Regions from separate parts of the Homo sapiens genome. Here region 2 is linked to region 1. A link is an interaction called in ENCODE POLR2A ChIA-PET data of the cell type or tissue named here. Cell type or tissue: PC-3. All regions are shown on one strand. Links, peaks and the distances in the headings refer to the core of each region. The heading gives the core; the rest is flanking DNA. Region 1 holds the start of FAM200A (family with sequence similarity 200 member A). Region 2 overlaps ZAN (zonadhesin).

Region 1 (2,910 bases), core at 295-2,794:
TCGTGATCCACCCACCTCGGCCTCCCAAAGTGCTGGGATTACAAGCCTGAGCCACAGCACCTGGCCAACGAACCCCTTTTCTTTGGTACTGTGTCACTTAGCCTCTCTCAATAATGCAAGTAACTTTCTGTATGTTGGTGGCACAAATGGAAATGAATGTGGGGCCATAGGTTTTGCTTAGCTGAATGTTAAATTCAGTCTATCGGCAGATTCCAAAATTGGAAGAGACCTTGAGATAATCTATTTTACTTTACTTAGGACACATTTGAGACTTGGTGGGTCTATGTGTTTCATCCAAGAACATCAATGGCAGAACTGGTACCAGTCCCCAATGGTCCGCTGCACCGTCCACAAATTCCCTTCTCTCCTTTATCCCTCGATGTCAAGCATAGATACCTCCCACAACTGAAAACCCCCCATGTCCGAAATTGCTCATTTAAAACCCTTCCTGGCAGGGCGTGGTGGCTGACCCCTGTAATTGCAGCACTTTGGGAGGCCGAGGCGGGCGGATCACCTGAGGTCAGGAGTTCATTTTCCCAGCCTGGCCAACATGGCGAAACCCCGTCTCTACTAAAAGTACAAAAATTAGCCGGGCATGGTGGCAGGCGCCTGTAATTCCAGCTACTCAGGAAGCTGAGGCAGGAGAAGCTTGAACTCGGGCGCTGGAGGTTGCAGTGAGCCGAGATCGCACCACTGCACTCCAGCCTGGGCGACTCTGTCTCAAAAACAAAAAAACCAACCAAAGAAACAAAAAGACCCCTTCCTAAAGTCTTGAAAGGAAAGGGTGAAGTGTAAATGAGCTTTTCCTATTATATCCAAATCACTTCTTTATTCAGTAGGCTTCAAACATTCTCTTTTTTTGTTTTTGAGACAGAGTCTCACTCTCTCTCTCTGTCTCCCAGGCTGGAGTGCAGTGACGCGATCCTGGCTCACTGCAACCTCCGCCTCCCGGGTTCAAGCGATTCCCCTGCCTCAGCCTCCCAAGCAGCTGGGATTACAGGCGTGTGCCGCCACGTCTAATTTTCTGTATTTCTAGTAGAGACAGGGTTTCTCTAGGTTGGCAAGGCTGATCTCAGAACTCCTGGCCTCAAACGATTCGCCTGCCTAGGCTTCCCAAAGTGCTGGGATTATGGGCGTGAGCCACTGCGCCCGGCCTTCACTCTAATCACCACCATAATGGTACTGGGTTTGAGGGTGAACATATCATCCGCGGACACTGGCTTAACGAGCCCATCCGAATAAAACAAATTATAAGGCCAATGGCACTTGGTATCGTGTAAGATCGCCAGAATTTTACAACTCGGGGTACCCAGGAAACCAGAAAAGCCCCCACCACAAGAAAAACCAGTGGGCACAACTGGGGAGCACAGATATCTGACTGGGGTCATTTTGTCCGCGCGTCTTTGGGGTAAAACACCAGGACTGGGGGTCCAGAAGGGACACGCAGACCGCCTCTCTCCAGTCCCAGGGGTGTCTCCAATCCGGAAACCAAAACTTCGTTCCCTTCCCACCTGTATCCAGGGACACCTCTGCTGGGGGACAGCGCTTGCCACCGCCGAGGCTGGCGCGAGGAACGGGGGCACGGACCCGCTTCCACTCCGTCCCGGGCGGTCGTGGCGAGGGGATTGCAGGACACAGCCATGCACGTCCAACTCTGTCCCCGCCCGGAGAAGTCTGGGATGCTGGGATAGAAGGGGTTGTGACTTTGGGGACCAGGAGCACTAGACTCACATCCAAGCCCCCTGGCCTTCAGAGCCCAGGGAAAGCGTCACAAAAGCCGGAAGTGCGTCACACCCGCCTTCCGGAGCTGCGCTCCGCTTCGGGGTCCTCTCTAGGATCGCGGGAGGACTTTGCATCCCTGTGTAGGGCTCTAATCTCGGGTTTGGGGATCTTGCTCCTCAGCTTGTCCGCTCCGAGGAGGTGCACAGGGCGGGGAAAAAGGGATGAATTTCCCTTTATACCGCCCTGCTCAGATATTTATATGTTCCTTCTATTTTTCTTGATGACAATAATTGTAATAGTTACAATAAAAATAGTGATTGTCTGTGGCAGAGGAGCTGAATGAAACGAGGGTGGAGACAGGAAGATCAAGAATAAATGGTTTCACAAATCGAAGGGATTGTCTCTTGAGACGCTGATTATGTACGTATTGCCAGTTGAATGGGCAGTATTTTCAAATACTTGATCTATAGGCAACAGACGTTCTTTCCAACACTAGATAGTTATAAAATTCTGAGTTTGCCTTATGTTTCCAGGGAGTTTTCAGATTAGCAACGGTGAAATAAGTTGAATTTGAGGCGTTTTTGCTGTCCAAGTGTTATTGTAATAATTAGGGCTTCTATGATTAGATCAAGAATAACTTCACCTTTTATAAAACAGTAACTGAGACCTTGAATGGCTGGGGCATGACTCTAAAAGTTCTGGGCAAGTCTGTGGTACAGCCCAATAAGATAAAAGCCTACAAAAGGAACGGCTACCTGATACAGAGCCTATGATTACGTGGTATCCCGAATTACCTTCTAGACCCTCACTAATGCTCCATTCCTTAGGGGGTTTGATCTTGCTATGGTTGCCATTTTCTACCTACCCACGAGTCTTCTCAATAATCCACTTAAGTGCATCTTTGCTCCATATATATATATACACACATATATATACACACACATATATATACACATATATATACATGTATATATATATACACACACATATATATATATACACACACATATATATATATATATATATATATATATATTTTTTTTTTTTTTTTTTTCCTCCTAGGGCACCGTCAAATCCAATCTTTGCTCCTTTATCACTGGCTGGCTTTCTAACCTACAGTCCTCCGTGATGACATCATAGTCTCAACTTATTCCTCCAGATACATCCTCATATTTCCTTCCAGGGTTC
Region 2 (2,910 bases), core at 218-2,717, 1.2 Mb after region 1:
GCAATCTTGGCTCACTGCAACCTCTGCTTCCGGGGTTCAAGCAATTCTCGTGCCTCAACCTCCCGAGTAGCTGGGATTACAGGTGCACACCACCACGCCCCACGTCTGGCTAATTTGTGTATTTTAGGTAGAGACGGAGTTTCATCATGTTGGTCAGGCTGGCCTTGAACTCCTGACCTCAAGTGATCCGCCCCACTCAGCCTCCCAAAGTGCTAGGATTACAGGCATGAGCCACTGTGCCTGGCCACCCCTCCAGCTTTTCATAGCAACATGAGCTAGGGAGCCAGACTGTAGGGCACACCTGGGGCAGGAAGACCAGAATGTTCCTTTTTTCTTCTTCAATTTTTAAATTTTTTGTAGAGACAGGGTCTTGCCACTTTTGCCCAGGCTGGTCTCAAACTCCTGGGCTCAAATGATCCTCCCGCCTCGGCCCCCCAAAGTGCTGGGATTACAGGCCAGAATGTTGCTTTGTGTGTGTGATTTGAGGGCGATGACTTCTGGGCATTCTGGGGCGATGTGTGTAATTGATCCATCTCAAGGCTGCTAGAACCCACTTGAGGAAATGTGAAAGCTTCCTTTCCTCGCTTAGAAACCTTGGAGGAGGAGCAGGAGCAGAGGCTCATGCCTGTGATTCCAGCACTTTGGGAGGCCAAGACTGGAGGATCACTTGAGGCCAGGAGTTTGAGACCAGCCTAGGCAGCATAGCAAGACCCCATCTTTACAAAAAAATTAAAAACAAAAATTAGCCAGCCATGGTGGCACATGCCTGTAGTCCCAGCTATTTGGGAGGCTTCAGCAGGAAGATTGGTTGAGTCCGAGATTTGAAGGCTACAGTGAGCTATGATTGCATCACTGCACTCCAGCCTGGATGACAGAGCAAGATGCTGTCTTAAAAAGTTTAAAAACAGCCGGGTGCAGTGGCTCACGCCTCTAATCCCAACACTTCGTGAGGCCAATGTGGGAGGATTGCTTGAGCCTAGGAGTTTGAGACCAGCCTGGGCAACATAGCAAGACCTCATCTCTACAGAAAAAAAAAAAAAAGAAAAGAAAGAAAAATAACCAGGTGTGGTTAGTCCCAGCTACTCACAAGGCTGAGGTGGGACGATCCCTTGGGCCTGGGAGATTGAAGTTGCAGTGAGCCTTGATCACACCACTGTACTCCAGACTGGGCGACAGATTGGGAAGCAAAAAAGGAAATCTGAGAGAAGACGAGGCCGATGGAAGATTGGCCAGAGCTCAGACCAGCTTCCCTGTGAACACCAGAAGGGTTAGGAGGGTGGGGAATCCCTGAGAGGTCTCTCTGGGTCATTTGGGAGCACCAGATCATTGTCATAGGGCCAGGCGTGGTGGCTCAGGCCTGATATCTCAGCACTTCGCGAGGCCGAGGCGGGTGGATCACTTGAGGCCAGGAGTTCAAGACCAGCCTTGCCAACATGGTGAAACCTCGTCTCTATTAAAAATACAAAAACTAGCCGGTCATGGTGGCGGGTGCCTGTAATCCCAGCTACTCAAAAGGCTAAGGCAGGAGAATCGCTTTAACCTGAGACGTAGAGGTTGCAGTGAGCCAAGATCACACCACTGAACTCCAGCCTGGGCGATACAGTGGGACCTTGTCTCCAGATAAACCAAAACCAAAAATTAGCTAGGCATGGTGCCGGGTGGCTGTAATCCCGGCTACTCGGGAGGCTGAGGCAGGAGAATCGCTTGAACCCGGGAGGCGGAGGTCTCAGTGAGCCAAGATTGCACTACTGCACTCCAGCCTGGGTGACAGAGTGAGACTCTGTCTCCAAAAAAAAAAAAAAAATTGGTCGGGCGTGGTGGTGGGTGCCTGTAGTCTCAGCAACTCGGAAGGCTGAGTGAGACAGGAGAATCGCTTGAACATGGGAGGGAAGGCAGAGGTTGCAGTGAGCTGAGACTGTTGCATTGCACTCCAGCCTGGGTGACAGAGCAAGACTCCCCCTAAAGAAAAAAAAATTTTGTGTCATAGTAGGGGGACGGCTGTCCCTAGGCTGATTCTTTTCCCTTCCCAGTTGTCAGAGTCTCCTGGTAGATGAGCAGCAGATTCCAGCGGAACAGCAGGAGAACCCGAGTGGAAACTGCAGGGCGGCCGACCTCCGCAGGGCGCGGGAAAAGTGCGAGGCAGCGCTCCGGGCTCCTGTGTGGGCCCAGTGCGCCTCCCGCATAGACCTCACGCCCTTCCTGGTGGACTGTGCAAACACCCTCTGTGAGTTCGGAGGTCTCTACCAGGCCCTCTGCCAGGCTCTGCAAGCCTTCGGGGCCACCTGCCAGAGCCAGGGGCTCAAGCCCCCACTCTGGAGAAACAGCAGCTTCTGCCGTGAGTGTGCCCTGCTGTCACCCCAAACCCCTCCCAAACCCCCTTTCCCTCTCTGCTTCCCTGAGAGCTCCCTCACTCTCCTTCCTGTTCGTTCCTGACTAACTCAGCCCTCATTGTTTCTTTGACAAGGACTATTTTTTAATTTTTATATAAAATTTTTTTTGCTGGGTGTGGTGGCTCACGCCTATAATCCCAGCACTTGGGGAGGCCAAGGTGGGTGGATCACCTGAGGTCAGGAGTTCGAGACCAGCCTGGCCAACATGGTGAAACCCCATCCTACTAAAAATACAAAATTAGCCGGGTGTGGTGGCACATGCCTGTAATCCCAGCTACTCGGGAGGCTGAGGCAGGAGAATTGCTTGAACCTGGGAGGCGGAGGTTGTAGTGAGCCGAGATCGCGCCGTTGCACTCCAGCCTGGGCAAAAAGAGCAACACTCCATCTCAAAAAAAAAAAAAAGTGTCTTTTAGTATCTTGATAAAGTTGTGCAACCATCACTACTATATAACGCCAGAAACTTTTACAATTTAAAACAGGAATTCAATAGAGTTTTTTTTAATAGGTAACACATTTGCAG

Evidence for each region. ChIA-PET counts read pairs that join two places held together with the same protein. Peaks named below come from ENCODE experiments on the same cell type or tissue, not always from the same donor. Only the 100,000 strongest peaks of a DNase experiment are listed, where the experiment ranks them.
Region 2: POLR2A ChIA-PET joins it to region 1 with 19 read pairs; 2 of 35 experiments call an interaction of 5 or more read pairs at or near these places.

Annotation. Positions count from the first base shown.
Region 1 is chr7:99,550,343-99,553,252 of GRCh38, forward strand. FAM200A (family with sequence similarity 200 member A) reads right to left here and starts at 1,772. Exons shown (of 2, transcript NM_145111.4): 1 at 1,512-1,772. It overlaps LOC105375422 (a long non-coding RNA gene), which reads left to right and starts at 1,823. Exons shown (of 3, transcript XR_927801.4): 1 at 1,823-2,142. RefSeq lists an enhancer at 1,329-1,518. In PC-3, for the core only: no CTCF peak of the experiment used is centred there; a DNase peak (open chromatin) is centred at 1,809; H3K4me3 peaks cover 1,968 bases; H3K27ac peaks cover 488 bases.
Region 2 is chr7:100,777,416-100,780,325 of GRCh38, forward strand. It overlaps ZAN (zonadhesin), which reads left to right. Exons shown (of 48, transcript NM_003386.3): 35 at 2,031-2,335. Among named protein-coding and RNA genes, the nearest start is that of ZAN, 45 kb to the left of the region's middle. In PC-3, for the core only: no CTCF peak of the experiment used is centred there; no DNase peak of the experiment used is centred there.